Regions from separate parts of the Homo sapiens genome. Here region 2 is linked to region 1. A link is a loop called in an ENCODE intact Hi-C map of the cell type or tissue named here. Cell type or tissue: chondrocyte. All regions are shown on one strand. Each heading gives the region's core, and the rest is flanking DNA. Links, peaks and the distances in the headings are about the cores only.

Region 1 (15,769 bases), core at 3,608-11,607:
AAAGAATCACTTTCCTTCATAGACTTCTAGGAGGGACTTTACTGAATCAAAGAGTATAATAATTTTATGATTTCTTGTTTATATTGCCAAATTTCTTTCCAAAGAGTTTGTATCAAAAACTGTCCACTCTCTTGATATGAAATACAAATCAATTTAGGTTAAAATATCAATTAAAAGGGAAAATAAATAAAACCATTTATTCATAAATAACATGTGTGGGAGACCAGAATACACCACCACAAATATGCCTCTGGCATAAGGATTGTTGAGCTAAAGGTAATTAAGAAACAGTAGGTGCAGGAAAACTTTCTATCATCCCTATATTTCCATAGAAGCAGAACATACCTTGACAAAGACAAGAGGTATGACCCCATGCTCCACACACATACACTTTCTACCAGAGAGAACAAAAGTTAACCATTGAAAACAACTGTAGACCCTTATGGGTCTGGAGACGGCATCAGAGAGCTCTACATTAACAAGCATTACTGGCCGGGCCCGGTGGCTCACGCCTGTAATCCCAGCACTTTGGGAGGCTGAGGCAGGTGGATCACGAGGTCAGGAAATCGAGGCCAGCCTGGCTAACATGGTGAAACCCTGTCTCTACTAAAAATACAAAAAAATTAGCCGGGTGCAGTGGTGGGCGCCTGTAGTTCCAGCTACTCAGGAGGCTGAGGCAGGAGAATGGCGTGAACCCGGGAGGCAGAGTTTGCAGTGAGCCGAGATAGCACCACTGCACTCCAGCCTGGGTGATAGAGCGAGACTCTGTCAAAAAAAAAAAAAAAAGTATTACTAACTGGCCTTTTTATTTGCCTTCTCACAAGTTACCTCCCCTAGAGACTCAAAGTCCTTTTCCTATGTCTTGTCATTTCTCCAAAAATTTGCCATTCTTTGTTGAAAATAGTATATAGGCTGGAATTCAAAGCTAGTTCTTTGAGAACCACTCATTTCCTGGGTCTCTCCCAGGTATATATGAAATGTACTTGTTAATAAACATCTGTTTGCTTTTCTCTTGTTAATCTTTTATTTATTTATTTACTTATTTTGACACGAAGTCTTGCTCTTTCGCCCAGGCAGGCTGGAGTGCAGTGGCGTGATCTGGGCTCACTGCAACCTCCGCCTCCTGGGTTCAAGCAGTTCTCCTGCCTCAGCTTCCCAAGTAGCTGGGATTACAGGCACACGCCACCACGTCTGGCTAATTTTTGTATTTTTGGTAGAGATGGGGTTTCACTATGTTGGCCAGGCTGGTCTCGAACTCCTGATCTCAGGTGATCCACCCGCTTCAGCTTCCCAAAATGCTAGGATTACAGGCGTGATCCACTATGTCTGGCCATTGTTAATCTGTCTTTTGTTACGGGGGTCCATTTCAACTAAGAATTTATGACAGTTGAGTAAAAAATTATTTTTCTTCTCCTACACATGATTGTGTATGTAGAAAAGCCAACAGAGTCTAGTTGTTGTTTTTTTTTTTTTTTTTGAGACGGAGTCTCACTCTGTCGCCCAGGCTCCAGGCTGGAATTCAGTGGCGTGATCTCAGCTCACTGCAAGCTCTGCCTCCCAGGTTCAAGCAATTCTCCTGCCTCAGCCTTCCAAGTAGCTGGGACTACAGGTGCCCGCCACCATGCCTGGCTACTTTTTTGTATTTTTAGTAGAGACAGGGTTTCACCATGTTGGCCAGGATGGTCTTGAGCTCCTGGCCTCGTGATCCACCCGCCTCGGTCTCCCAAAGTGCTGGGATTACAGGTGTGAGCCACCGCGCCTGGCCTAGAGTCAAGTTTTTTAACGGAATAAATGAATTTAGCAAAATTGCAGAATACAAAATAAATACCTGAAACTTTCCTATATTTCTAGAGACAGTCAGTCATTCGTATCCATGGGATCTGCACGCACAGGCTAAACCACCCATAGATTGAAAATCTTCAGAAACAAAATTCTACAACGTTCCAAAAGCAAAACTGGAATTTGCCATGTGCTGAGTGCTATGCTGAATCACGCAAATGAAGTGATTTATAGGCATTGTATTCTGTATTATAAGTAACCTAGAGATGATTTAAAGTATACAGGAGGATGTGAGTAGGTTATATTCAAATACTATGTCATTTTGAGAGACAGGACTAGCTGGATTTCCTAGGCCAACTAAGAATCCCTAAGCCTAGCTGGGAAGGTGACCGCTTCCACCTTTAAACACGTGGCTTGCAACTTAGCTCACACCCAACCAGTCAGGTAGGAAAAAGAGCTCACTAAAATGCTAATTAGGCTAAACAGGAAGTAAAGAAATAGCCAATCATCTATCGCCTGAGAACACAGTGGGCGGGACAATAATCGGGGGATATAAACCCAGGCATTCCAGCCAGCAACTGCTACCCTCTTTGGGTCCCCTCCATTTGTATGCGAGCTCTGTTTTCACTCTATTTCACTCTATTAAATCTCCCAACTGCACTCTTCTGGTCTGTGTTTGTTACGGCTGGAGCTGAGCTTTCGCTCGCCGTCCACCATTGCTGTTTGCCGCCGCCACAGACCTGCCGCTGACTTCCATCCCTCCGGATCCGGCAGGGTGTCTGCTGTGCTCCTGATCCAGTGAGGCGCCCCTTGCCGCTCCCGATTGGGCTAACGGCTTGAGATTGCTCCTGCACGGCTAAGTGCCCAGGTTCGTCCTTATCGAGCTGAACACTAGTCACTGGGTTCCATGGTTCTCTTCCGTGACCCACGGCTTCTAATAGAGCTGTAACACTCACTGCATGGCTCAAGATTCCATTCCTTGGAATCCGTGAGGCCAAGAACCCCAGGTCAGAGAACATGAGGCTTGCCACCATCTTGGAAGTGGCCCACTGCCATCTTGGGAGCTCTGGGAGCAAGGACCCCCCGGTAACAGTTTTATATAAAGGACTTTAACATCCATGAATTTTGGTAACTGTAGGGGATGGGGGTGGTCTGGAACCAATCTCAAATGGATACTGAAGTATGACTATACTTGTAACAATTAGAAAATAAATAATTTTAAAAATACAGAATTTTTAAAATACAATTTACAAGAGCCTTAAAAAACATCAGATGGGCCGGGCACAGTGGTTTGTGCCTGTAATCCCAGCACTTTGGGAGACTAAGGCAGGTGGATCACTTGAGGTCAGGAGTTTGAGACCAGCCTGGCCAACATGGTGAAAACCCATCTCTGCTAAAAATAGAAAAATTAGCCAGGTGTGATGGTGCATGCCTGTAATCCCAGCTACTTGGGAGGCTGAGGCAGGGGAATCACTTAAACCCAGGAGGCTGAGGTTGCAGTGAGCCGAGAGAGTGCCAGGGCATTCCAGCCTGGGCGATAGAGTGAGGCTCTGTCTCAAAACAAAACAAAACAGAACAAAACAAAAACCCAAAACCAACCAACCAAACAAAAAAAATTCAAATGTCCAGGGATATATCTAACAAAATGTGCAAGATCCTTATGCTGAAACTGTAACATCGCTGAAATTTTAAGAGACTTTAATAAATGGAGAGAAAGGGAATGTTCATATATTGGAAGGCTCAACATTGTTAAGATTTCCATTCTCCCCACATTGACCTATGGATTTCACACAGCCCTAATCAAAATCCCCGCAAGGTCTTTTGAAGAAATTGACAAGCTGATTCTTAAATTTGCATACGAAAATGCAAAGGAATTGAAGAGCCAAAACCATTTTGAAAAAGAATAGAGTTGGATTTCTTATACCACTTGAGTCTGAAAGTTACTGTGAGTTACATATGTAAAGTTATGTAATCAACTAGATGAATATCAATGGAGCAGAATAAAGAATCTAGCAATAGGCTCAAGGTGCCAAGTCCATTCAATAGAGAAGGAAAGTCATTTTTGTTTGTTTGTTTGTTTTTTCAAGACGGAGTCTCACTCCGTCACCCAGGCTGGAGTGCAATGGTGCAATCTCAGCTCACTGCATCCTCCACCTCCTGGGTTCAAGTGATTCTCCTGCCTCGGCCTCCCCAGTAGCCGGGACTACAGGCGCTCGCTGCTACGTCCGGCTAATTTTTTGTATTTTAGTAGAGACAGGGTTTCACTGTGTTGCCCAGGCTGGTTGCAAACTCCTGAGTTCAGGCAGTCCACCCCCATTGGCCTCCCAAAGTGCTGGAATTACAGGTGTGAGCCACCGCACCTGGCCAGGAAAGTCATTTTAACAAATGGCACTGAAGATTTAATTTTTTGATACTGAATATAAACAAATTTTGATAGTCACTCATTCCATATACAAAAAATAGTTCAAGATGGATAATAGGCCACATAGCAAAGGCTGAAATCATAAAGCTTTTAGAATTTCACTATTCCTGTAGTAGCTGCTAGCCACATGTGGGCTGTGGAGCACTTGAAATGTGATTAATCCAAATTGAGATGGGCTGAATTTCAAAGACTCGGTGTGAAAGAAAAACTATGCAAAAATCTGATTAATCATTTTTTGCATTGATTACATATTGAAATGATAATATGTTGGAAACACTTGGTTTAATTAAAGTCAATTTCAGTCTTTTTTTTTTTGCTTTTTTTAAATAATGGGGCTACTACCACATTTTAAATTATGTATGTTGAATCTATAGGCAATGACACTCCAACAGCAATGAGCATGTCTAATGCAGAAATCTTGGTTTCTAACACCATCCTTCAATAAAAGGAATCAAGGATCCTTGGAGAAGCAGGTGATTGTAAGACGGGCAGAAGATATACAAGACGACCCTGCAGCATCTTGTAGTGCCTGAAAGTAAGAAAGTGTTCAAAACAAATCTACATTGATGGAGGCATGAAAGCCAACTGAAAGAGCTCCCAATGGTCAAAACTGGAAAGATTCGAGGGAGAAATGACTGCCATAAGATAACCAGCAGTGTTTGCCACACCGGGTAATAACGTGGATTATGTTTCAGATGGAACTTCTTTCACCTGCCCTCCCCTGGCCACTTGCTATCTGAGCATTTATTGAGCACCCATTTTGTGTTAGTGCTGAGAATATGATGTTGAACAAAATATGGTCCTTGACCTCAGGAGTCATGGTGCTCTCATTAGGTGGTCTGGTGGAGAGAGGTGTTGCTAACGTAAGGAGGCAGGAAAAATTCAAGAAGTGAGGGAGTTAGGGGTAAGTATGTCCAAGGCAGTGAAAAAGGGATTATTTAGGTATTAATGAGGCTTTAGGGCCTTCAAAATCAGGAACCGAATCACCTTTCCTCAGCATGTATATATATGTATATATATACATATATATATACACACATATATATATATTCCCCAGCATGTATATATGTGTGTGTGTATATATATATACGTGTATATATATATATATATATACGTATATATATATATGATAGTCCTGAGGTGGTAATGATACTGATGGGCTGGGGTAGGTCCACAAACACTAGTGGGACCTTGACCTCAACCGGTATCCAGGCTCTTGACACCATCACAAGAAGAAATTCAGGGATGAGTCAGAAAATAGTGAAAAGATGAAGATTTATTGCAAAGCGAAAAGTACACACTCAAGAAAGGGGAGTGCAGGTGTACTCAAGAGAGTTGCACACAAGGTTTTCGGGTACTATCTTTATGGGTTTCTGTAACCAAGGGGTGACATATTCATGAAGATTCCTGGAAAAAGGTGAAGATTTCTCAAAACTGTGGTGCCACCCACTTTTGCACTAAATAATGGGTGTTCCTGGAAGTGTCATGGTGCTGGTGGGCATGTGATTACGTTAATGAGCATATAATGAGGTTCTAGGAGAAACCTACGTCAAATCCAGTGACATGTTGGGTTCAGTCAGTCTTAGCCATCTTGGTCCACACCCTGTTTCTCAGGGTCTTATCAGCCCATAGCCTCTGCAGCTATTTCAACAGTTGCCTTTTGCTAGTCATATGAAATTGTTGCCTGGAATTTTCTAATCTCCTACGGCCACCTTATATTATTCCTCTCTCAGTAGTATAACTCTGACTATAAAATTAAGATCTAATCATCTACAGCACTCATAGACATTATCTTTAAACTAATTCCACAGGCAAAAGGCTAATTACAGGGTTTTTGTAGCCTTTTGTTGGTATATAGAACTCTATATGCTGTATGTTTTTATGGAGGCTGCCTGGAATTTGCTGTATTGTTTCTGAGGCTGTCCTTTACACTTCAAAAATTTCTTATGAGCATTTATGTCAAGATTAAGGAAGCCAAGGTAATAGAAATAGGCCAACACTTGGTGAATTATTGGAAAGTTTATATAGGCAGCTACATACATAAGATTAGCCATCCTTGGAAGATTGAACTCATTTCATTTACTCTCTCCCCAATAATAATGAAGATTCTACAATGGAAACAGGAGTAAATATGTAATGTATTTTTTATTGATATTAAAATACATGAGATAATATTATTTGTATTTCCAGACTTGAGGCCATCCTCTGTATCTCCACCCCTGACCACTCCCTTGACCACATACATATCCAGTTACCTAGAGCACTGGATGACCGGCAAGCATCTCAAGTCTCAAATGCAACTACTCAAGCTCCTTCCTCCCTCACTCATGCTGCATCTCAAGAAGATGTAAGCCAATTATCCAGAGGCACTGAGGGTCCTATGCGACTGCACCATCATATCCCACAACCTGCTATTCACTGTTATTCTGCTTGTCCAGTCCATCTCCCTCCTCTCAATCTCCCCTCTGCCCTAGTTCAGGCTGCCATCATTTATTCGTTTATTTGTTCAGTAAGTATTTCTTGAGTACATATCATGTGCCATTCATATTCTGTGCCTCAAATAGAATAAGCAGTGAACAAAACACTCAGTGAACGTCACTGAACAAAACTGACACAAAACCTGCCTTCACAGAGTTTGCATTCAGGTGGAAAGGGAAATAAAACAGATAAGCAAAATACACATTGCTAGAAAGTTATGGGTGTATAGGAGAAAAAATAAAGCAGAGAAGAAGGACATGACATTTAGAGGTGGGGTTGAAAGGTCTCAATAAGGAGGTGACTTTTGTGTAGACTTGAGAAGGAAATGAGGGGGCTAGCGTTGTGGATATCTGGGGCAAAGCCTCCAGAGGAAAGAGTATGGTAAAAGTCCCTGGAGTGAGATTATGCCTGGCCTGTTCTAGGCATGGCAAAGGGGCCAGTGGGAATGGAGTAAAGTGAGCAAGGAGGAAAGGAGTAGAGAGGGATGGAGTGAAGTCAGAGAGCTAATAAAGACAAGATGCCGTAGGTCATTTTCTCAGTGAATGGGAAGCAAAGCCATCAACTGAGAATTGAAGTGATGTTCCTGTAAACAATTTAGTACCTTTGCCTTTTTTGTTTGTTTGTTTTGTTTTTCTTGGTACCTTTGCATTTTGAGGCACATTTTTATACCTATTTGTTGGAGATTCACCTAGGGATAGAAATGTGGGGTTGTATAGGATGTAAATGGAATCAAATAGATTTTTTAGGATTAAATTTTTTCTGATTTTAAAAGTAGGAAATACAAAAGTGTTTAAAGAAGTAAATATCACCTGTGACCACCTCTCCCAGAAATAAGTATATTTTATAAGTATACTTTAATATATTTTATTTAAGTATATTAATTTTTCAATGTGATTAATGCCAAAAGGAGAGTATAAGCCAATTTTATGTATAGCTTGATTACAATTATAAAAATGTGCTTAGAGAAAAAAGGATCAGAAAGGAGCATAACAATATGCTAACGGGTTATGTTAGTAAAAATATATGTGACTTCCTTTCTCTATTTCTAAAAATGTCTGCAATCTTATAATATTCTTAATGAGAAAAATTAATTTTACAAGCTTTTTAAAAATAGCTTTTTTTTTTTTTGTTTTTAAACAAAGATATTTGTTTTGGCAGTCCTCAAAGGAAACTTCTAGAATTACTATACAACTGTATTGACCTAGCGTTTGCCAGAATAATTCTTTTTTTCATTCATTGTGACATGGTACACCACTTTATAGGACTGGATTTGCATAGAAAATACTATTGAAATAACAGAAGGTACCTATTACTGCCTGTATATTCTGCCAACGTTTAGGAAATACTGCCACCAGGTGGATGGTAGGAATTTAGCTTTTGTCCCTTGATTTCATGTATCCTTCCTGTTGCCTTAATTCTGTACAGAAAGTAAGAACAGACAAAACTGACTCTCTGTGTGTGTGTATGTGTGTGTGTGTGTTTAAACACTGGGGGCTTTGGTTGAACCAGGAGGGTAAGCTCAGACAGTTGCTTATGTATGTGTGAACCAAGGAGGAAAGATGAAATCCCAACTAAGAGGACAGCTGAAGTGGAAATCTTGGACAGACTGGATTTCACATCCAGCACACTGAGTAATGCATGCTGATTCTAATTTTAGGGTCTATCCTAAAGAAATAATTATGGATACTTTAAGATTTAACACTGATGCTGCAAAGACTTAACATTGGTGTTTATTGCAGTGTTTATTTTTACTAAGTAAAACAAGAATCTAAATATCTTGCGATTGAGGATTAATTGAATAAATAATGATACGTCTCTGCAATTAACCACTCTTTGACCATTAAAATGAGGTTTAAAAGTATGTAATGACAATGAATGATGTTTATGATATACTTTTGAGTGAAAAATGGAGATAACAAAGTAGTATATGCCACACACAGCTAAAAAACTATAAGGGTATACATAAAAATATTAGCAATAACAATAGTAATTAACATATATTCAGTGCTTACTATGTGCCAGAGAAATTAAAATACCTATCTTGGACCTGCCTTGTCCTCCCTTCTCTAATTTAGTCCTTCTAGTGCTTCTCACTGCTTTTATATCAGTTTCTATTGGGCTCTAGACCCTTTGGAAAATCTTGTAGAGCATATGGGCCCCAGAGAGACATTTAAAAACACATAATATGAAATACAAAGCATTAAACAGGAAATCAATTACATTGGAATACAGTTATTAAAATATCAAAAAATCAAATTTGTGATATAGTTTTATATATACACATACATCTTTTTTTATTATTATACTTTAAGTTCTAGGGTAGATGTGCACAACGTGCAGGTTTGTTTACATGTGCCATGTTGGTTTGCTGCACCCATCAACTCATCATTTACATTAGGTATTTCTCCTAATGCTGTCCCTCCCCCAGCCCCCCATCCCCCAACAGGCCCCAGTGTGTGATGTTCCCCACCCTGTGTCCAAGTGTTCTTATTGTTCAGTTCCCACCTATGAGTGAGAACATGCAACGTTTGGTTTTCTGTCTTTGTGATAGTTTGCTGGGAATGATGGTTTCCAGCTTCATCCATGTCCCTGCAAAGGACATGAACTCGTCCTTTTTTATAGCTGCATAGTATTCCATGGTGTATATGTGCCACATTTTTCTTAATCCAGCCTATCATTGATGGACATTTGGGTTAGTTCCAAGTTTTTGCTATTGTGAATAGTGCCGCAATAAACATACGTGTGCATGTGTCTTTATAGTAGCATGATTTATAATCCTATAGGTATATACCTATACCTATAGGTATAGGTATTGGTATAGGTATTGGTATAGGTATAGGTACAGGTATACCTATACCAATCCCAGTAATGGGATTGCTGGGTCAAATGGTATTTGTAGTTCTAGATCCTTCAGGAATTGCCACACTGTCTTCCACAATGGTTGAACTAATTTATACTCCCACAAACAGTGTAAAAGTGTTCCTATTTCTCCACATCCTCTCCAGCATCTGTTGTTTCCTGACTTTTTAATGATCGCCATTCTAACTGGCATGAGATGGTATCTCATTGTGGTTTTGATTTGCATTTCTCTGATGACCAGTGATGATGAGCATTTTTCCATGTGTCTGTTGGCTGCATAAATGTCTTCTTTTGAGAAGTGTCTGTTCATACCCTTTGCCCACTTTTTGATGGGGTTGTTTGTTTTCTTCTTGTAAATTTGTTTAAGTTCTTTGTAGATTCTGGATATTAGCTCTTTGTCAGATGGTAGATTGCAAAAATTTTCTCCCATTCTGTAGGTTGCCTGTTCACTCTGAATACACATACATACTTCTTTATTAATTCATTTAATAACAAGCTATAGTACAAGGTCTAATAATTTCTGAATAGATCTATTCATAAATGATATTTTAAGATAATTACAATAATCATTATCTATAAAAAAGTGTGCAGAGGCTCACGCCTGTAATCCCAACACTTTGGGAGGCCGAAGCAGGCAGTTCCCTTAAGGTCAGGAGTTTGAGACCAGCCTGTCCAACATGGTAAAACCCCGTCTCTACTAAAAATACAAAAAAATTAGGCGGGCGTAGTGGCGGGCGCCTGTAATCCCAGCTATTCTGGAGGCTGAGGCATAAGAATCGCTTGAACCCAGGAGGCAGAGGTTGCAGTGAGCTGAGATCACGCCACTGCACTCCAGCCTGGGCGATAGAGCAAGACTCCATCTCAAAAAAAAAAAAAAAGTGATATTCATTGGTGACAAAGTCACAGGTACTGCTAAATACAATTGTGTTTTGTTGTCTATATTTATGACTGAAATGTTAAATTGCAGCTGATGCTTAGAGAAAATAGATGTATTTTTTTCCCCATCCAGCCATGTTCCAGCCAGCTGTCACACTATGTCATTCCTTTTTCAAACCCCTTAAATGGCTTTCTGTGTCACTTAAGTCAAAATCCTTACCCCAAGCAGATCTGGTCTGAAGTTCCCTTTCTGATTTCACTTCCTGCCATTTCCTACTAGTCTCACCCTCTCTCCCTGCCATCCAGCCACACTGGCTTCCTTCCAGTTCGTTGATCACAAGCCAACCACAGGCCTGACTCAGGGCCTTTACTCTTGCCATTATCTATTCCAGGGCGTTTTCCCCTTAGATAATGGTAGGGCTTGCTCCCTTATATCAGGGGTCAACAATCATTTTGCATAAAGAGCCAGATGGTAAATATTTTAGGCTTTGTGGGCCATATGGTCTCAAATCTGCTGTGATAATGCAAGAGCAGCCATGGAGAATAAGTAAATAAATGAGTGCGGATGTGTCCCAATAAAACTTTATTTTTGGATGCTGAAATTTGAATTGCATATAATTTTCCCATGTCAAAAAGTATTATTCTCTAAAAAATTTTTTTGTTAACTATTTTAAAAATATAAAAACCATTCTTAGCTCTCGAGCCACACAAAAACAGGTGTGCAGTCAAATTTGGCCCACTGTTCATAGTTTGCTGAACCCTGCCTTACATCGTTCAGGTCTTTGTTCAAATGTCATCTGTTTGGAGAGGTCTGCTTTGGCCACTTCCTCCCAAAAGCCCTTCCCTTCTCTTCTATTACTTTACCTGGCTTTATTTTTCTTCATTGAACTTCCTGGGCCCTAACATATTATATTTTTATTTGTTCATTTTCTGTATTCCTTCTAGAATATAAGTACCATGAGGCAGGGCCTTAGTCGTTTTCCTTGCTGCTATACCCCCATCAGCATGACAGTGCCCAGCACAAAGTAAATGCTCAAATACTTGTTGAATGAATGAATTAGTACTGGTCATCTCGCTGTGAATATACTTACCAGAATTATAAGTTTTCTTAAACTGTGGTGGCCAGAATTGAAAATTGTTTCCCAGTTACAGTCTGAATCAATGCAGAGTAGGATTTAAAAATGCTTATTTTAATGCAGTCATTTTTATAAACCTGTGTATTCAAATTGAAATTTTGGCAAACCAGATTACTCCAAAACTGTACTTGTGAGTGATGTTTTCTGAACCTATATCTAGTTCTCAATGTCTATATTGTTGGTTTGATTTTGTGCTTCAGTCTGCTTTAAATTCTTATAAATTTTGATTCTGTTAGCTTTCACATCAGCTATTCTGGCCATCTATAGATTTGACAATTATACTGTGTCTTCAGCCACACCTTTCAGACCAAGGCAGAGAGGAGGACTGACTCTTGTGACTCCTCCAGGTGGCCAGAACACCATTAATCCAGACATCTGGGATAAATCCTGCAGGTCACCCATTAGGCCAGGGTAATATCGAAGTCGTTCGTGCAAGAACTGGAAATGGAGGTACAGGGGGATTTCAGATAATTCAACTAAAACCCAAAAGCTGTGATATGCAAGCATATCCTTAAAAAGGGAAACGCCTAAGATTAATATTATCATGTCTAAATAAAATGGTGCTTTGTTGCAATGTCTATCACCCAAATTCATAAACTATATTCATACAATGGAGTACTGCTTAGCAGTAAAAAAAAAAACAAACAAACAAAATGCTGATACACGTAACAATGTAAATGAATTTCAAAAATATAGTGTAGAGTATAAGAAGCTAGACACAAAAGGATGCATAGTGTAAAATCCCCTGTATGTAAAGCTCAAGATCAGGTAAAACTAATCCCTGGTGGTAGAAACGAGAAAGCTATTGAGGTGGAGGTATTGGCCAGAAAGGGGGATGAGGAACTTTTCTGGAATGATTGATGGTTATACCAGTATATATATATTTATTTGTGAGAATTCTCCAAGCTGTTCACTAAAGATTTGTGTTTCTTTCTATATGTAAAATACATTTCAATATAGTATGACTTTTCAATAAAAAGTGGCTGGTTTTAGTCATTAGTTTCTTGTGGGCTTTGTAAGCATGAGGAAATTAAATTTCTGAGTTGGCCAGGCTGAAGTTAGAGTCTCATCAATGGTAAATTTGCCAAGGGATCTGCCGTTTTATAGAGGCCTGTGGGGGCCTTGGTCAGCATAATATTTTGGTGTGATAATCAGTAGGGATTTTGTCATATTTTTCACGGAAAGAAAATAAAAGATGTCTATGGCATTAGTTTTGCTGTTGAAAACTAGACTAAATAAATTTGACATGACTTGCTCTTGGTGAATCCTTGTTGGCTCCTGATAAATATATTTCTTTTTTAAATTGCCACAAATTGTGTTTTATTCTCCATTAAAGATTTTTCCAGGTTTACTAGTTTGTAGTTTTTGGTACCCACAACATTCTTTTTAGAAAATTAATACATTATTTGCCTGAATTAAACCTTCTGGCATTTCTTATTAAGAGGCAAGTTGGAGTCATAAAATGTATTTACTTTTTCATGGAATTGAAAGGAAACGTCCTAGGCAAGTTCATTAAGAATCCAAAGAAGATCTCTTCTTTTGAGGTAAGCAATCAAGAACAGTGATCAAGTAGTTTTGCTTCCCATTTAGATCTGGTTTGAATCTTAGCTCACAGATGTGTCACCTTAGGCAAGTTTCTTAACCTTTCCAAACCCCATTTTTTCTAATCTGTAAGAGGGATTGCTATGGCAATTACACAGGGAAATTTTTGTAAAGCACTTAACACAGCACCCGACACATAGTAGCTATCATCATCAACATTATCAGCAGTCTCATCCTCCTCATCTTCATTAACAGGAGCCAGCCCCTCTTGGATTGATTTTCCAGGGCAGTATTTTGTGAACCTCAGTAGAGTGCTCCATGGGCACTTGATTTTTTTCTGCCGACTGACTGACTGAGTTCAGAAGGATCAATTCACACATCAAATTCACAAGAAACTGCTTATTTATTCATTTGTAATGACAAAAGACAGCTGCATCAATATATTCTTTCCTTACACATATAATAGGGAAGCCAAATTATCTATGAAGGTGGTTTGATTAGTACAGGCTCATTGTTCCTTCCACTGGAAACACCCCTTTCCTCTTAGGCACCAAACTAGGTTACAGCTATAGACATGCCAATAGAATTGTGCTCACTGGAGATGACACACAGGCACCCATTTAGACCTTACTGCTGACTGTAAATGATCTTTGTGGGTAGATAATTAATCTTACCCATTACATGTTCATTTTTATCATTTCATTTTTGGAACCTCTATCTTGTGGGCTTTTGGGGGTACATCATTGTCTTTAATTGTTCATACTTCGTCTTTGACTAACTTCAACAATTTCTTCCTTAAAAACTAGCTCTGAAATACCATGCTTTATAGTTGGATAAGAAGGTAGTGAAAGGTGAGAAGTGGGGGGTTGAAGGATATAACTGTACTGTCTTTCTGTTCAAAATATCTTTCTGTGGCCGGGCATGGTGGCTCACGCCTCTAATCCCAGCACTTTGGGAGGCCAAGGCAGGTGGATCACCTGACATAAGGAGGTTGAGACCAGCCTGGCCAACGTGGTGAAACCCCCTCTCTACTAAAAATACAAAAATTAGCTGGTTTTGGTGGTGCATACCTGTAATGCCAACTATTCGGGAGGCTGAGGCAGGAGGATCACTTGAACTCAGGAGGCTGAGGTTGCAGTGAGCCAAGATCATGCCACTGCACGGTAACAGAGCAAGACTCCGTCTAAAAAAAAAAAAAAAAAAAGCCCAAAAAACAAAAACAAAAAAACCCAAAATGTCTTTGTGTATTTATATTATTTAAAAAATCATCAAAAATGTTCCAACTACATAGAGGTAATGTTAGAAAATAGGTAATAGCCGGGTGCAGTGGCTCACGCCTGTAATCCCAGCACTTTGGGAGACTGAGGCAGGTGGATCACCTGACATCAGGAGTTAGAGACCATCCTGACCAACATGGTGAAACCCCATCTCCACTAAAAATACAAAAATTAGCTGGGCATGGTGGAATGCACCCGTAATTCCAACTGCTGGGAAGGCTGAGGCAGGAGAATCACCTGAGCCCGGGAGGCAAAGGTTGCAGTCAGCCGAGATTACATCATTGCACTCCAGCCTGGGCAACAAGAGCAAGACTCTGTCTCAAAAAAAAAAAAAAAAGTAAATAGGTGATAATGGCTACTTTTTTTTTTTCTTTTTGACATGGAGTCTCGCTCTGTCGCCCAGGCTGGAGTGCAGTGACGCGATCTCAGCTCACTGCAAGCTCCATCTCCCAGGTTCACACTATTCTCCTGCCTCAGCCTCCCGAGTAGCTGGGACTACAGGTGCATTCCACTATGCCCAGCTAATTTTTGTATTTTTAGTAGAGACGGGGTTTCACCATGTTGGTCAGGCTGGTCTCGAACTCCTGACCTCAGGTGATCCACCTGCCTCGGTCTCCCAAAGTACTGGGATTACAGGCATGAGCCACCGCACCCGGCTATAATGGCTACTTTTATTGAGCAACCATTGTGTGCCAGATCCTAAGAATAGCCATATATTATTACATTTAGTCCTTACACTCAGAAATGTAGTTTTATTCTCATTATTCAGATGAAAACACTGAAGATCAGAGAAATAAACTGCCTAAGATTACACAGTGAGTAGCTGGCAGAAGCAGCGTCTGAACAGCCCTCTGATTCTACAGCCTGTGCCCTTTCCTCCACATTACATTCAGGAAACAAGTCCTGTCCTGTTTTTAAGATCATTGGTTCTTCAACATCTTAGTTTTGAATCACAGAAAAGTAGAGCATTAGGTAGACAGGATTTCATAAGAAAAACAATTTAATAAGATAAACAAATTATTGGACAAGATCATAGTACAGGATAAGATCTGATCTTGCTTTGGGAAGTTTGAGAACAGTCATTACACTACTTATGGTGACTGGGTTCAAGCCCGGAGATGTCTTAAATAAGTGAGTAAGTCAACGTCATTGATGTCCCAAATGTCTATGGATCTCACTCTCTGATAACAGTTTCCAGACTTTTGAACTTCAGAGATATAAATAAATAACAAAGTGGGAAAAGGAATAAAAATAACCTTGCAAACTTTTTTATTTTGCCCAGTAAGGATGTTTTTAAAAAAGTCACACTACTCTGTACTATGACCTTTGTTTCCATAAAGATTAAACATTTTAGCGCTCCTCTCCTCCCAAACTGGAAAAATATAATTTGAAAACAAAGG
Region 2 (15,769 bases), core at 6,366-14,365, 580 kb before region 1:
CCTATGAAGTGGATTTCTGCAGAGCAAATCAGATTTTGCTATCAACTTCCATTACCAAAGGGAGCCTACCTTTTAGGAAAGGCGAGATCAGAGGATTAGAGTCTAGGGGAAGGGAGGAGGTTAATAATGAGAGAAATGCAACATAGGTTTTCTCTTTCTTTCAAGTTTTGCAAAATGATGACAGGCCCAAAGAGCCCTGGCTGGCTGCCTCCCTTTCTTCCAGGATGACCTTGGTCTCCTATCACTTGTCCTTAAGGTCTATGCCCTGGAAATGTCTTCCCCTGAACAGCGATGCAAAGCTAGGGTAGGGTTTTCATCTCTGGTGTAGTGAAAAGAGCAGTCAGCATAAAAACCAGATGCCCTAGATTCAAATCTTGCCTTTGTCTGGCTGGGCAGCCTTGGCTAAAGTCCCTTACCCTCTCTGAATTTTAGTTTCCTCATATAAAAAAATGAGAATAACAAAAAAGGACTGACAGAATTGTTGTGAGAATAAAATCATCAGATGAAATACGTTAGCCAAATGCCTACCATAATGAATTTTAGTTTCCTCCTATATAAAATGAGAATAACAAAAAGAGATTGACAGAATTGTTGTGAGAATAAAATGGTCAGATGAAATAATGTAGCCAAATGCCTATGGTGAGTCCCTGCAAAAGTGTGAGCTAGTGTGTTCTAAGAAGGTGATCTTTATTATCATCCACTCTGCTGCATTTTGTTTTTTTTTTGTTTTTTTAGACGGAGTCTTGCTCTGTCATCCGGGCTGGAGTGCGGTGGCGCAATCTCGGCTCACTGCAACCTCCACCTCCCGGGTTCAAGCAATTCTCCTTCCTCAGCCTCCCGAGTAGCTGGGATTACAGGCATGCGCCATGACGCCCGGCTAATTTTTTGTATTTTTGGTAGAGGTGGGGTTTCACCATGTTGGCCAAGCTGGTCTCGAACTCCTGACCTCCAGTGATCCACCCCCGCTTGGCCTCCCAAAATGCAGGGATTACAGGTGTGAGCCACCGTGCCCAGCCTCTGCTGCATTTTCAAAGTCCTAGCACCCAGGGTTGGTGGCTTGGAGGCCCAGAAGACATCCCTTTGCCCTCCCCATGACCCGGTGCTGGGTGCACCAACACTGCTGCCGTGGGCATCGCCAGCTGCCAGTCACCATCAGTCAGCACCACGGGGCCTGCTGCCAGCCCAGCAGACACTTTACCAGGAGAAGTTGAAATGATAGGAATCCTGCTGTGCTCACACATCCTTCCTGAGTCATAACAGTTGCAAAGTGTGAATCCCCTTTACGCCATCAACTGTGTAATCATAGCATATTCGACATATAAAGTCCCCTGGCTATTGAGAAGCTCGACAAAAGGAAGAAGTATGTCCTTGACATTGAGGAGCCCTTGAATGTGTCCTTTCTCCTTGTTTCAGTCATTGCTGGCCAGGTCGGGAATAGTGTCACCTTTGAAGTCACGTTGAGCTCTTGCATGTGAAACAAATGGCAGCGTCTTACAGTGGCTGGTGCTCGCTGTTATCTATAGACAGGAGCTGAGAAAAAATAAACTAATTTAAGAATATACATCTTTTTGTGAAGAAAGGCAATGGTGACAACTTGAAGTGAGGTTTTCAAAAAAGTTTGTTTTTCCCCCTTCCCTCTGCTAGAAATTGGCAAAGCTTCAGAAGCATAATTCAGAACTGGAAACACAGAAAGAACAAATACAGCTGAAGCTTCAAGAGAAGACTGAAGAGTTAAAAGGTAAAGCTTGGGGGGCACAAATCCAGACATTCACTGATTTAGTCACTCAGTAAACAATACTGGGGTTGACCAGTTTTAGAACCAGGGGTCTCTGGTGTACACTTAGTTTAGTGAGGCAATTTTTGCTCACAAGGAATAGCCATATTTAAGTCGTGGTAACTTTGCCCTACAGATTCGTCTGTTTTATTTCTGTCTTTTGTCAGACAGCACAGCATTTCCTCTCTGTGCCTCAGAACCTCCTGGGCCCTTTGCAAAGTACAGATGGTCGGACCATGAGCCCGGAGCTTTTGCATCAGGAAATGGGTGTGTGTGTGTCTGTGTGTGCGCATTCGTGTGTGGTGGTGTCAGAGGTGGTTCAGACATCCGTAATTTTAGAAAACCTTTACGGTAATCCTGATGTACAGTCAGAGTAATGCTGCAGTCATGTTTGGTGCTCACCAAAGATTTGCAGAAAAAATTCTGATCTGTCGGAGTTACTTAGCCTAAGTGACACCCATGTCCTCTGCTACTGTCCTGCCCTGAATGAAGAAGGGCAGACCCTGGAACCAGTAGGTATCACTTCCTTTAGGGCTGTGGAACAGCTACGCTTAGCCTAGCTCTACACATTTGAGCTTTTCAGCTCAAGTTCAACTTGACAATACTTGTTGTACCCCAGAAAAGGCAACAGGCAACAGAGCCTGGTGATCCCTGACCAGATAGTTTAAATCACCACTCTCAGTGATCTTGCCTAGGGATCTCTTCCTTGAGCTCCAACGTGGGGGCAGCAGGAACACGAGGGTTCAGGCCTGGGGATTCTACACGCACCTCTAGCCCAGCAAATGGTGGATATGATGGGGCCCAGAGGAGTGCAGAGCCCTGGGAGTTCAGGGCGGAGAGTGGGAGGAGCGAATGTTGGTGAAGAGGGAGTAAACAGCCTGACACCAGGGCACTGGGGCAGGAAAGGCTGTGCAGGTGCTGACGAGGAGCAGGCCATGCCCTCCTGTTCTAGGTGCTGCGTGCCCTCCACCCTGTCTCTGTAGGGCTGATGGTGTGGGCACAGAAGCCATGTGAATGTCAGAGATGAACAGGAGCATGTCAGAGGTCCGGGAGTAAACCTTGAACCTGAGTTAGGAAAGGGTTTCCTCATCTCCACCCTTTTTATTACAGCACACTCCTCTTGGGTGGTTGTTTTGGCTTTTTTCCCCCCTAACTTCAAATAGAATTTCCCACAAGGGCATTTAAATTCTCAGGAATATAACCTGAAAATTATGTTTCTGAGACCATGTCATGTTTGGGTGAATAATTTTACATCCTCTTCCAAAAAGTCCATGAAAACTTTCAATGTAATATTTATAAACTGATTATCCTGTGCGCCTCCCCCGACATGGCAAACAGTGTTTTGTGAATAGCACCAACCTTTACCTATGCTTGTGACCTAAGACCCAGGGATGCTATCAAATGCTGTTTCTCCTTTTTGAGATTCTAACTTAACATGGACATAATCCCATTCCTCTTGAGAAGTAAATCACATTCGAGCAGCTTCTTTAGCGCATCTGCAAATGGCCTAAGATGGTAAGCACCAGAATTAAAGCCAATGCTTTTGGTTAATTGAAAATTGAGGTTATATAAAACGTGTTGGCTTCTAAATTAAAGCTTGAGCATTTCCCCCAGTATTTCCTGGCTGCCTTACAACGTTCTGAAGCAGTCATTTTGATTCAGAAACATTTGGCACTATGTTAGACAAACTATTAAACTGTTGGCTAAAAAAAAAAAGTAATTTGGAGAATTGCTATCGACGGTGCACCCCGAGGACTCCTTCTGGGGTGGGGCTCAGAGGTGAGGTAGAGCTCAAGGATGAGATATCAGCTTAGTGCAAATAGGGACATCACCATTTGAGGGGCTGCACTGCCATTCTCCCATTTTGATGGCCCCTGTGGCATATGGGTGTGTTGGGAATGTGGGGTTGTCATAGCCATGGAACGTCCTGCCCTTCGGCCTGCAGACTTTGTGTTTGCGACTCTTGTATTTCAGTGTTAACAGCTGCCTTTTTTGTACTTCCTCTTTCCCAGATAGAGACAGACACTTGATTATTTTCTTGGTTATCACAGATGAGTGGTTCTCAGCTTTGCTGCCACCTCACCCCCCAGACATTTGCCAATGTCTGGAAACAATTTGGGTTGTCACAACTGGAGCAGAGGTGCTACTGGCTTCTAGAGGGTAGAAGCCAGGGTTGCTGCTCAGAATCCTGCAATGCGTGGGACAGCCCCTCTCCACAGCAAAGAATTATCCAGCCCAAAGTAGCAATAGTGCCAAGACCGAGAAACCTTGTCACAAATGGATCATTTTCTTCCCAAAGGGTTTCTATTTATTTATTTATTTTTTTTTTTTTTTAATTTTTTTTTTTTTTTTTTTGAGACGGAGTCTCGCTCTGTCGCCCAGGCTGGAGTGCAGTGGCGGGATCTCGGCTCACTGCAAGCTCCACCTCCCGGGTTCACGCCATTCTCCTGCCTCAGCCTCCCAAGTAGCTGGGACTACAGGCGCCCGCCACTACGCCCGGCTAATTTTTTGTATTTTTAGTAGAGACGGGGTTTCACCGTTTTAGCCGGGATGGTCTTGATCTCCTGACCTCGTGATCCGCCCGCCTCGGCCTCCCAAAGTGCTGGGATTACAGGCGTGAGCCACCGCGCCCGGCCTCTATTTATTTTTAATAATATTCATTGTCTCAAAGCCAATATCTACTTTAATAAATAACAGACCAACAAAAGTACTATAAATGAAACTATTTATTGATAATTCCAATCTGACAAATTTGTGAGAATTATTATTTTGAAACCCCCTCATCTTTATTTCTTGTTTATAAAAAATGAGCTATACTCTCATTGTAAGTCCTGTTAATAATAAACATCACATGATTGTCCTGACATTCTCACTTTCTTAAACATAACATGAAACAATCAAGGCATTGATTTGGCAGACATATCTCAAAAAGCATTCTCTTTTTACAGAAAAAATGGACAACCTCACCAAGCAGCTCTTTGATGATGTACAAAAGGAAGAACGGCAAAGAATGTATGGAATCTAGTTTGCCTTAAAGCTACTTTCTTTCTTCTGTCTGTGCTGTTTTATATTTTCCATCTCAGTTTGCATATAGCAGACACAGATACAAGAAAGTGGGGTGTGACTGTTTTTAGGAAGTGAGATTAGAGATTTATGAGAGCTAAGTTCCACAATGTGTACTGTCAGATACTGAACACATTCTAGACTAGTCCATAAAGCTTCTGCTGGGTGGGTACAGTGGACCACCAGGAATTCTTTTCTTTTCTTTTCTTTTCCTTTCTTTCTTTCTCTTCTTTCTTTCTCTCCTTCCTTCCTTCTCTCCTTCCTTCCTTCTCTCCTTCCTTCCTTCTCTCCTTCCTTCCTTCTCTCCTTCCTTCCTTCTCTCCTTCCTTCTTTCTTTCTTCTTTCTTTCATTTTCTTTCTTTTCCTTCCTTCCTTCCTCCCTTCCTCCCTTCCTCCCTTCCTTCCCTTCCTTTCCTTCCTTTCCTTCCTCTCCTTTTCTTTCTTTTCTCTTTCTTTCTTTTCTTTTTTTTTTACTTTATTGCTAAGACAGTGCAAAATTCAGAGACTACCACCACCTTCAACTTCTACCAAATCCAAGAATTAAGATTCTTGCCTAGGAAATAAACCTCCCTCCTTTCCTTCCCCACCTATTGTCCTTGTTAGTTTGTCTTTTATCCCAAAAGATAAGGTAAGTAATGGACCTCACAGAAATTAAGGCAGGTGCCTGACCTTGTACTGTACCAGCCCACCTTTCCTATCTCAATAGCAAACCCTTTGCTAACCTCCAAGGACTCCAATCTGGGCTTCCCTTCTCTTAAGGAGTCAAAGGTTTTTAGATCTCAAAGTTGGGGTACATGGCAGGGTCCCGGAAAGAGATAGAACATGCTTGGCACATCTCTTTTGGGGGCTAGGAAGCTCAGGGCTGCCTGTGGTGGTAGGATACAAAACTTCCCCATGCAGTGAGCAGGACAGCCTGCGTCTGGGTGAGGAAGCAGGATTCTAAAGAGAGGAGGGAATATCACAGAATCGCTCCAGGAGTTAACAAATATATGAAGTGTTTCATGATCCTCCATCAGTTTTTAAATATGTCTAATTAACTCATTTACCTAGAAAAATATAATTGTCGATGAGTTTTTAATGTGAGGAGAAGAGCTCGGCTCTCGGCATCTGTCCACGTGCAGGGACCACTTGGGAGTGATCATTTCAAGCAGGGGTCTTGGAGAGCCAGGCTGAGGCCAGGTCATTTTGGGCTGTTTGCAATCCTAACTGGGTCAGGGCGAGGCAGGCCAGTGAAGGGATTAAAACTCTTCACCCTCTCTAGGCCCGTGTTCTGCCTCCTCATTAGCACTCATCTGTAGCTTGGTTTAGTCCCTGGTCAGCCAAGGGGGGAATTCCTGGCCCCTGTCAAAATTCTCAGGAGGCTCCAAGAGGCCTGCAGTCTGTGGGCACCCTCCTGACCAGCTCAGGCTGTGGGTCTAAGATTCTTTTTACATAAGACTTCTGGGCCAGGCGTACTGGCTCACACCTGTAATCCCAGCACTTTGGGAGGCCAAGGTGGGCAGATCACCTGAGGTCAGGAGTTTGAGACCAGGCTGGCCAACATGGTGAAACCCCGTATCTACTAAAAATACAAAAATTGGCTGGGCGTGGTGGCAGATGCCTGTAATCCCAGCTACTTGGGAGGCTGAGGCAGGAGAATCACTTGAAACCGGGAGGCGGAGGTTTCAATGAGCTGAGATTGCACCACCGCACTCCTGCCTGGGCGACAGAGTGAGACCCTGTCTCCAAAAAAAAAAAAAAAAAAGGAAGACTTCTGGCTGCCTTTTCCTTTTTCAAAGGCATTTTACTGGTCTCTTGGGAGCACTGCAGTTTTTTTTTAAAAAACCTGGAAACAAAGTTCGTTAATATCTGTAGAAAAAAGAGGTTATGTGCAGTGCTCACACCTGTAATCCCAGCACTTTGGGAGGCCAAGGCGGGCAGATCACCTGAGGTCAGGAGTTTGAGACCAGTCTGGCCAACATGGCAAAACCCCATCTCTACTAAAAATACAAACATTAGCTGGGTGTGGTGTTGGGCACCTTATAATCCCAGCTACTCGGGAGGCTGAGGCAGGAGAATCACTTGAACCCGGGGGGCGGAGGTTGCAGTGAGCTGAGATCATGCCACTGAAGTTCACTCCAGCCTGGGTAAAAGAGCAAAACTCCATCTCAAAAAAAAAAAAATCTATAAAAAAGAAATCAAACAAATTTATTAGGAATGTGGCTCTCTTTCTCAGAGTTTTTCCCTTTGTGCTATAAAAGCAAGTTTTAAAAGGAACTGAAATGACAGCTCAGCAGGTAGAATCATTTAGTAAACTCATAGAGCTCCTGGCACTGCTTCAAGGGCCCCTGTGGGCTGTGTTGGGCTTGTCTAGGTTATGTATCTCTTTTCAATTATTTTCTTAGTTAATCATCAAATTTTTAATTGAGCAACCTTCTAGAGCAGTTGGATTTACATGCACTTTTGGGCACGTGGATTTGCTGCCATTTATTCTAGAATTTTTGAAGGGCTAGACCCCTGGACATAGCAGATAGCTCTATTGTTTAGGATCAAACAAACCTCCAGCAGGATCCTTGGAACGAGGAAGGAGCCAGGACTTAGCAGAGCACGCCAAGGTATTCGCTGAAGGAAACTGGCCCTTCCAGGGGACTGCATGGAACCCGGGGGGTTGGGAATACAGTGCCCCAAAACCCAGTGTGTCTTTTAAGTTCAGCCTCCCTAGCCAGTGTGCCCTGTGCGTGATCACTGTAAAGCCACACCTTTCAAATCAGGAGGTGTAAGAAGTTGTCTTTAACCTAAGGGAAGAGGAAACAGTTTGCTAAAAATAAGGCCATTACCTGCTGGAACTGTCACAGTAGGTTCTAATTAACTTGTCTCCTCTTGTTGTTTTCAAAATGATGTATTCTAATTCAAAGTAAAGACTGTAGAGACAATTCTAAATTATTTTCTTCTTTTTTAGGGGGTGTTGTGGGGAGGGTCTCACTCTGTCACCCAGATTGAAGTGCAGTGGCACGATCTCAGCTCACTGCAGCCTGGACCTCCTGGGCTCAAGCGATTCATCCACCTCAGCCTCCTGGGTAGCTGGGACTACAGGCGTGCTCCACCACACCTGACTAATTTTTGTATTTTTAGTGGGGACGGGGTCTCTCTTGTTGCCCAGGCTAGTCTTGAACTCCTGGGCTCAAGGGATCCGCCTGCCTTGGCCTCCCAAAGTGCTGGGATTACAGGTTTCAGCCACCATGCTCAGCTCTAAATTATTTTCTTCTTTTGCTGCGTAGGCTTCTTGAAAAAAGTTTTGAACTGAAAACACAAGACTATGAGAAGCAGATTCAGTCTTTGAAAGAAGAAATTAAAGCTCTCAAGGATGAGAAGATGCAACTCCAACACCTGGTGGAGGGGGAGCACGTCACTTCTGATGGCTTGAAGGCGGAAGTGGCCCGCCTGAGCAAGCAGGTCAAGGTAGAGCGGCTCTCACGTTCAGCCCCGCCCTCTGGTTACGTCATTTGATTGCAATTCCAAGTTCCCACAGATTAGACAGCTAAAAGCATCTGTGTAAAGGCCACAGGCAACTGGAGCCTGATTCCTTCAGTCCTTCCAACTGTGCACCTCCAGGCTGCCTTTGATTTAGCAATCATTGTATTCCATATTTTAAAAGTCAACTTTCTAACTTTTTTGAAATTACATTTATGTAAAGTTATTTAAATATGTCGATGTAGAGAATACTCCCAAATTAGACTGTAAATTGAGGTGAATCCTTATTATATAATCCATCACTATAAATCTATAAACACCTGCATTAAAGTTAAGTTACCTTATTATCAAAATCTTTCATTTAAACTGTTATTAGAAAATTTACTAAAACAATTATCCAATGCACAGTGTGGTGAATGTAGTTAATAAGAGCATATTGTACATTCAAAATTGCTATGAGTAAATCTTAAATGTTCTCACCACAAAAAATGACAAGTATTTGAGGTGATAACATGTTAATCAGCTTGAATTATTCCACAATATATTCATAAATTATAACATCAATAAAGCTATAAATTTTCAATGGTAGAAATTTTTAAGTAAATTTTTATAAAGCTGAGAAGGAAAAATCACATAGAATTTTTAAAACTGCATAATGATATATAAAAATATTGTTACCTGCCGGGCACGGTGGCTCAGGCCTGTAATCCCAGCACTTTGGGAGGCCAAGGCAGGTGGATCATGAGGTCAGGGGTTCTAGACCAGCCTGACCAACATGGTGAAACCCTGTCTCTACTAAAAATACAAAAATTGGCTGGGCGTGGTGGCAGGTGCCTGTAATCCCAGCTACTCAGGAGGCTGAGGCAGGAGAATTGCTTGAACCTGGGAGGCGGAGGTTGCAGTGAGCCGAGATCGCGCCACTGCACTCCAGCCTGGGTGACAGACCGAGACTCCGTCTCAAAAAAAAAAAAAATTGTTACCTGTATCTATCATTAAAAATATATAAATATTCCTGGGCAATTTAATAAAATGCTCTAGAGAAAAATGAATGAATGGATGAAGTAATGATCCATGCTTGGACAATCAAGGCTTAAGTGAATTGTTTCCCTACCAGAAAAGTTAAACCTGAGTGTACCTACGTTCTTAAATGTAAGACATTTCATCATTAAGTTGGAAAGCTTTTAAGCTTCTACTAAATATGTGAAATACATATTAGTAGAGTATTTGTAGGATTATGGAAATAGTCTCTGTAATTGTCATGAACTAGCCATGCGTGGTTTAGAAGAGCTTTTGGAATTGCATCCGGGTGGCCACTGAATTCCACAACTGAAGTGTCTGTCTTTTCTGGGCCCCGTCCCCTATTGTTTAAAAGTAGGAGGTCAGACCACATGATCAGGAAGGGTCACTTTCATTCCTGTGACTGCTTCACTCTTAGCAGCCACATGAGCCTGATGTCAGTCAGTCTGTGGGAGTCCTGTCATCTGGCTGAGGTCTGAGGTCTGTATCTTAAATGTAGGAACTTGTGAGACTGCGCTTGCAGAGAGGTACCAGTAGGTGTCACTCACTTCCTCTTTGGTAGCTAAGACTGGTTCACTCTCCAATGTGATCCATTAAGATTACTTGGGGCTGGGCACGGTGGCTCAGGCCTGTAATCCCAGCACTTTGGGAGACTGAGGTGGGCGGATCACGAGGTCAGGAGATCAAGACCATCCTAGTTAACACGGTGAAACCCCATCTCTACTAGAAAAAAAAAAAAAAATTAGCCGGGCGAGGTAGCACACACCTGTAGTCCCAGCTACTCGGGAGGCTGAGGCAGGAGGGTCGCTTGAACCTGGGAGGTGGAGGTTGCAGTGAGCCGAGATTGCACCACTGAACTCCAGCCTGGGTGACAGAGTGAGACTCCGTCTCAACAAAAAAAAAAAAAAAAAAATTACTCTGGGTTTTTGTGTTTTGTTTTTTGGGTTTTTTTTGAGACAGAGTTTTGCTCTTGTCACCCAGGCTGGAGTGCAATGGCACCATCTTGGCTCACTGCAACCTGCCTCCCAGGTTCAAGCGATTCTCATGCCTCAGCCTCCCAGGTAGCTGGGATTACAGGCATCTGCCACCACACCTGGCTAATTTTTTTTTGTATTTTTAGTAGAGACAGGGTTTCACCATGTTGGCCAGGCTGGTCCTGAAGTCCTGACCTCAGGTGATCCACCCGCACTAGCCTCCCAAAGTGCTGAGATTACAGGCGTGAGCCACCGTGCCCAGCCTACTCTGGTTTTCAAAGAAAATAACTCATGATCATCAAGTTATATGTGTTATAGTCAGTCTTAAAAGCCTAAGTAAATGCAAATCTGACTTGGAACATTTACTGAAACATTACAAAGAAAAGCATGGCCTTCAGGATTTGGATAGTCCTGAGTCCCCCATAAACCTGGCATGTGACCCTGAACGTGCCAGTCAGCCTTCAGTTAAATGTAGCTGCTGTTTGCTAATTGAGAAAAGATCACTCTACTTACCTCATAGGCCTGTTAGGAGGATTAGGTCTTCTAGGTAAAGTGCTCAGCACATATCAGTTTGATTCTCCTGCTTACTCTCTGTAGAAACAGGGGCTGGAGCCCTTAAATACTCAGGGTAACTGAAAAAATATCAAGGAGAGTTTATTCACCTCTGCTGTCCCTGAAAGTCCTTATATCTCCCTCAGATACAAAGCAAAAGCACAGACCTGTGATTCTTATTCAAGCTGAGCTCACAAGGGAGAATAAAGGCAGAATACTGCCTCTTCCCCACAACCAGAGCTGCCCAGGCCACCTCCTTCCCAACAGCCAGCTAACTCCCAGACCTCCTGGACTCACCAGTCTCTGCCACTGCTCCACATCTAAGCTGAGCTGAAGCCAAAACCCACAGTTATGAAGGTGGCAACTTTGCCCATGTCCTTGCACTCAATATTTTATTATCCATTAAAAGAGAATTTTAGCCCGTGATTTTACCTTTCTCAGTCTTCCCCCTGTCCCACCCCACCCCAAGCTTATAGTAGGTATTTTTTTTTCTTTATGTAACAGGGAAGTTAATTTTTTTTTTTTTCGAGGTGGAGTTTTGCTCTTGTTCCCCAGGCTGGAGTGCAATGGTGCAGTCTCAGCTCACTAAAACCTCTGCCTCCCGGGTTCAAGCGATTCTCCTGCCTCAGCCTCCCAAGTAGCTAGGATTACAGGCGTCTGCCACCATGCCTGGCTAATTTTTGTATTTTTAGTAGAGATGGGATTTTACCATGTTGGTCAGGCTGGTCTCAAACTCCTGAACTCAGGTGATCCACCTGCCTCAGCCTCCCAAAGTGCTGGGATTACAGGTGTGAGCCACCATGCCTGGCCCAGGGAAGTTAATTCTACTGATACAACCCATTAGATCTGGCATTTTGAGTAGTTAAGCATGCTTCAAGGCCAAGCTGTGTAGGCAGTGATGGTTTAACAAGATTTTAGCTAAGAAAGAAACTGCAGTGAGGATGTCTTGCATAGACACGCAACGCTGTAATTGTGTTCCCTTTGTCTTATATAAAGCATAATCGTTGTTTTTTCTTTACCTGATTCCGTCATTGCTGTGATTCAGACAATCTCTGAGTTCGAAAAAGAGATAGAACTACTTCAGGCACAGAAGATAGATGTGGAGAAACATGTGCAGTCACAAAAACGGGAAATGAGAGGTAATAAAAATATGAGTCTCTTAGTCCATGGGTGCAGACTGAATTTATCATAGCTGTGTCGCTGCTAAGGAAACGTGTCCTTTGGTATGAATTTGGTTGGACATATGGTAGATTGCTTAGTTGATAGGTTGAATAGCTAGTTGGTTGAATACCTGGAAGATTGGTTAGTTGGTTGATTGGATAGCTGGTGAGTTATTTAGCTGGAGACTGTGAAGCTAGAAAACTGGGCCCTGGAAAGGGAATGGGAAAAGATAAATCATCCACAAATGTAATATATACAACTCTGCCTTTCCCTTTCAGAAAAGATGTCAGAGATCACCAAACAACTTCTCGAAAGCTATGACATTGAAGATGTAAGAAGCAGGTAATCATTTTTGCATTATCAAACATTTTAAGACATGTAAACATGTAAAACGTGACAGAGATGATAGATTTTCTTATCTTCCTTATTTTGCAGGCTCTCTGTGGAAGATCTGGAACATTTAAATGAGGATGGAGAACTTTGGTTTGCTTATGAAGGACTAAAGAAAGCAACACGGTTAGAAATTCTCCTCAGGGATCTTCTTTATTTTTCAGAGATAATAAATAGACTATTGGAAAGTCCAAAGTTTACCTTACATAGATTGATACACAAATTCCTTATAGTAGAATGACTGAATAACCACTAGAAATATTTCTCTGAGAAGTAAGTAAGTAGCTTATTCATGAAGAGCAATCTCTTTGTGGGATAAAATGCCTAGTAAAAAACCCCATAACCCATACAGTGAAAACTGATTATCAAATAAGTTAGTTAATGTTGCCAGAAATATGTAGATACATTTAAATTTAAGGCATGTGCTGCATTTATTTAAATTAATAAACTTTATTTTTCACAGCAGTTTTAGGTTCACATCAAAGTTGAGCAGAAATACAGAGAGTTCCCATATATCCCTGCCACCACACACACACAACCTCCCCCACTGTCAACTTCCCAAACCACAGTGATGTGTTTACTATGACTGGTGAACCAACACTGACACGCCACTGTCACCTCAAGTCTATAGTTTACATTAGAGTTCACTCTTGGTGTACATTCTGTAGGTTTTGACAAATGTATAATGACTCGTATCCACAACTGTAGTATCATACAGAACATGTTTTGTTTTGTTTTGTTTCTGAGATGGAGTCTCGCTCTGTTACCCAGGCTGGAGTGCAGTGGCAAGATCTTGGCTCACCGCAACCTCCACCTCCAGGTTTCAAGCGATTTGCGTGCCTCAGCCTCCCAAGTAGCTGGAACTACAGGCATGCGCTACCACACCTGGCTAATTTTTGTATTTTTAGTAGAGACGGGATTTCACCATGTTGTCTAGGCTGGTCTCAAACTCCTGACCTCAAGTGATCCGCCCACCTCGGCCTCCCAAAATCCTGGGATTACAGGTGTGAGCCACTGCGTCTGGCCAGTATTTTTTAAACTATTAAGAGTGTAAAAATATAATAACTTCTAAAATTTTCTTCATTGTTAACTACATATTAACCCCCACATAATGCTTCCTAACTAGCTAGAAGATTTTATAATTAGGCATTCCTGATTCTGTAGCCTGTAACCGTGAGTGCATAAGTAAACTTGATGTACTTCGTGCACGGCTCTTGTTGTGGGTCTTCATAACTGCCTCCCAGCAGTCCATAAAACAGAACAAAGGCCATGTGGTTTATTTCTTGACCCCTCCTTTAATAGTGTTTTGGAGAGCCATTTCCAGTCTCAGAAGGATTGCTATGAAAAGGAGATTGAAGCTTTGAACTTCAAAGTGGTGCATCTCAGTCAAGAAATCAACCACCTGCAGAAGTTATTCAGAGAAGAAAATGACATCAATGAAAGCATCCGTCATGAAGTTACCAGGCTAACATCAGAGAACATGGTATGGTCTCAGCCAGGGGCCCCAGTCGTGGCCATCATACTAGAGTTGTTCTTTGTCAGTGGCGTCAAATTCAGTTTCTTGGCAGTAAAAGAGTGGATATAAATTACTTTTTCCAGAAGTGAAATAACTTGGTCTGGTGATTAAACTATAAAATGACTGCAGACCAGAGAGCACTCTGATACAAGAGTGTGTGTGTTCACCACAGGATGGCTGCAGGCGCTGTGATTGTCTGTGTGTGCGCGTAAGTGTGTATGTTTTAAAGCCTGTATATTTAAATCAAGCCCTAACCCCTTGGAAAGTGACCACAAAATTGAAGGGTAGCTCTTGAGACAGGAGTGTGTCAGAAGGCCAGTCCTGCTCATGCCTGAAATCTCACCTTTTTTTTTTTTTTTTTTGAGATGAAGTCTCACTCTGTTGCCCAGGCTGGAGTGCAATGGCATGATCTCAGCTCACTGCAACCTCCGCCTCCCAGGTTCAAGCAATTCTCCTGCCTCAGCCTCCCGAGTAGCTGGGATTACAGGCGCCCACCATCACGGTCAGCTAATTTTGCATTTTTAGTAGAGACAGGGTTTCACTATGTGGGCAAGGCTAGTCTCGAACTCCTGACCTCGTGATCCGCCTGCCTCAGCCTCCCAAAGTGGCATAAGCCACCGTGCCCGGCCTTCAAATCTCACCTTTTCAAGGGCTTCCTCTTCCATGACGTGCATTCCTAGCCACTGCATTTGTCTCATTCTTTCTTCCAACTCATGCCTACTGGCCTGGAGAAATGCTTTAGGAATCTCCTCATTCAAAAAGCCATCTCTGTCTTAACCCCACACTGCTGTGGCCATCACCCATTTCTTTGGGGTCTTAGTCAGACTTACAAAGACCCTCTAGGCATACTTCCTCCGCACACCTCCCATTCACTGCCCACCACCCCATTCTGTCGTGTGTCCCCACCACTGGCTGACTCTGCCTGCACAGAGCTGAGCACTAAGGGTTCCTTTGCACCCTCATCTTACTCAGTGTCTCAGCAGCCTCTGGCGATGCTAATCTTGCCCTCTCTGCCTTGTTCTCTTGGCTTCCAGGACGCCCCGCTCTCCCAGCATTCTTGTCCCGCCTCACTGGCTGCTGCTCCCCTACTTCCTTACTACCCCCTCCTCTCCCTAAACTGAGAGTGTTAGGAAATCTCGGGGCTGTAGCAGCAGTTGAGGACCAGGGGTGGACACAGGGAACGGTAGTGGGGGACCTTTACATCTTTGTTTATTCCTTGGATGAAACTTTAATGAGGAATTTGCAGTGAGACCCAATTGCACATTCAAACAAGTACAGATGCTCCTCAGCTTACCATGGGGCTACGTCCCAATAAACCCATCGTATGCTGGAAGTATTGTATTGTAAGTTGAAAATGCATATAATACACCTGACCTACCAAGCATCGTAGCTTAGCCCAGCCTGCCTTAAACGTGCTCAGAATGCTTACATTAGCCTGTACTTGGGCAAAATCATCTAACACAAAGCCTATTTTTATAATAAAGTGTTGAATGTCTCATGTAACTTATCAAATACTATACTGAAAGTGAAACACAGAATGGTTGAATGGGTACTTGAAGTATGGTTTCTACTAAATGCATATCACTTTCACACCATCACAAACTCGAAAAATAGTAAGTTGAGCCATCGTAAATCAGGGGCTGTCTGTATTCTTCATTTAGACTTCAGAGGCCTGGATCTCAGCCACTCAGTTTTAAAATGAGCATGTTTATAAACTTGGGGAAGGAAAAAAAACCCTGTTTTAACCTAACTGGGGGTGGAGGCGATGGACATGTAAAGAAATATACAGATAGGGACAAAGGATTGAGAAACTTACCGGGTGATTCCAGACCTCCACTAACAGAGCAGTGCATGTCCTTGAATTCAAAAGTA

What was found. Peaks named below come from ENCODE experiments on the same cell type or tissue, not always from the same donor. Only the 100,000 strongest peaks of a DNase experiment are listed, where the experiment ranks them.
Region 2: it touches region 1 in a loop (4-fold over the local background); 5 of 110 quality-filtered maps call a loop at or near these places.

Annotation. Positions count from the first base shown.
Region 1 is chr15:51,642,375-51,658,143 of GRCh38, reverse strand. LOC105370816 (a long non-coding RNA gene) reads left to right here and starts at 2,438. Exons shown (of 5, transcript XR_932236.3): 1 at 2,438-2,647; 2 at 4,576-4,736. RefSeq lists a cis regulatory region at 5,458-6,038. In chondrocyte, for the core only: CTCF peaks have their summits at 7,792 and 8,015 (motif pointing left); no DNase peak of the experiment used is centred there.
Region 2 is chr15:52,221,639-52,237,407 of GRCh38, reverse strand. It overlaps MYO5C (myosin VC), which reads left to right. Exons shown (of 41, transcript NM_018728.4): 23 at 1,645-1,738; 24 at 4,723-4,786; 25 at 8,095-8,275; 26 at 11,876-11,969; 27 at 12,270-12,333; 28 at 12,427-12,507; 29 at 13,684-13,864. It overlaps LOC105370820 (a long non-coding RNA gene), which reads right to left. Exons shown (of 4, transcript XR_007064638.1): 1 at 15,714-15,769; 2 at 11,850-12,199; 3 at 10,792-10,910; 4 at 82-1,530. Among named protein-coding and RNA genes, the nearest start is that of GNB5, 38 kb to the right of the region's middle. RefSeq lists a silencer at 8,212-8,386. In chondrocyte, for the core only: CTCF peaks have their summits at 9,611 and 9,829 (motif pointing right); no DNase peak of the experiment used is centred there.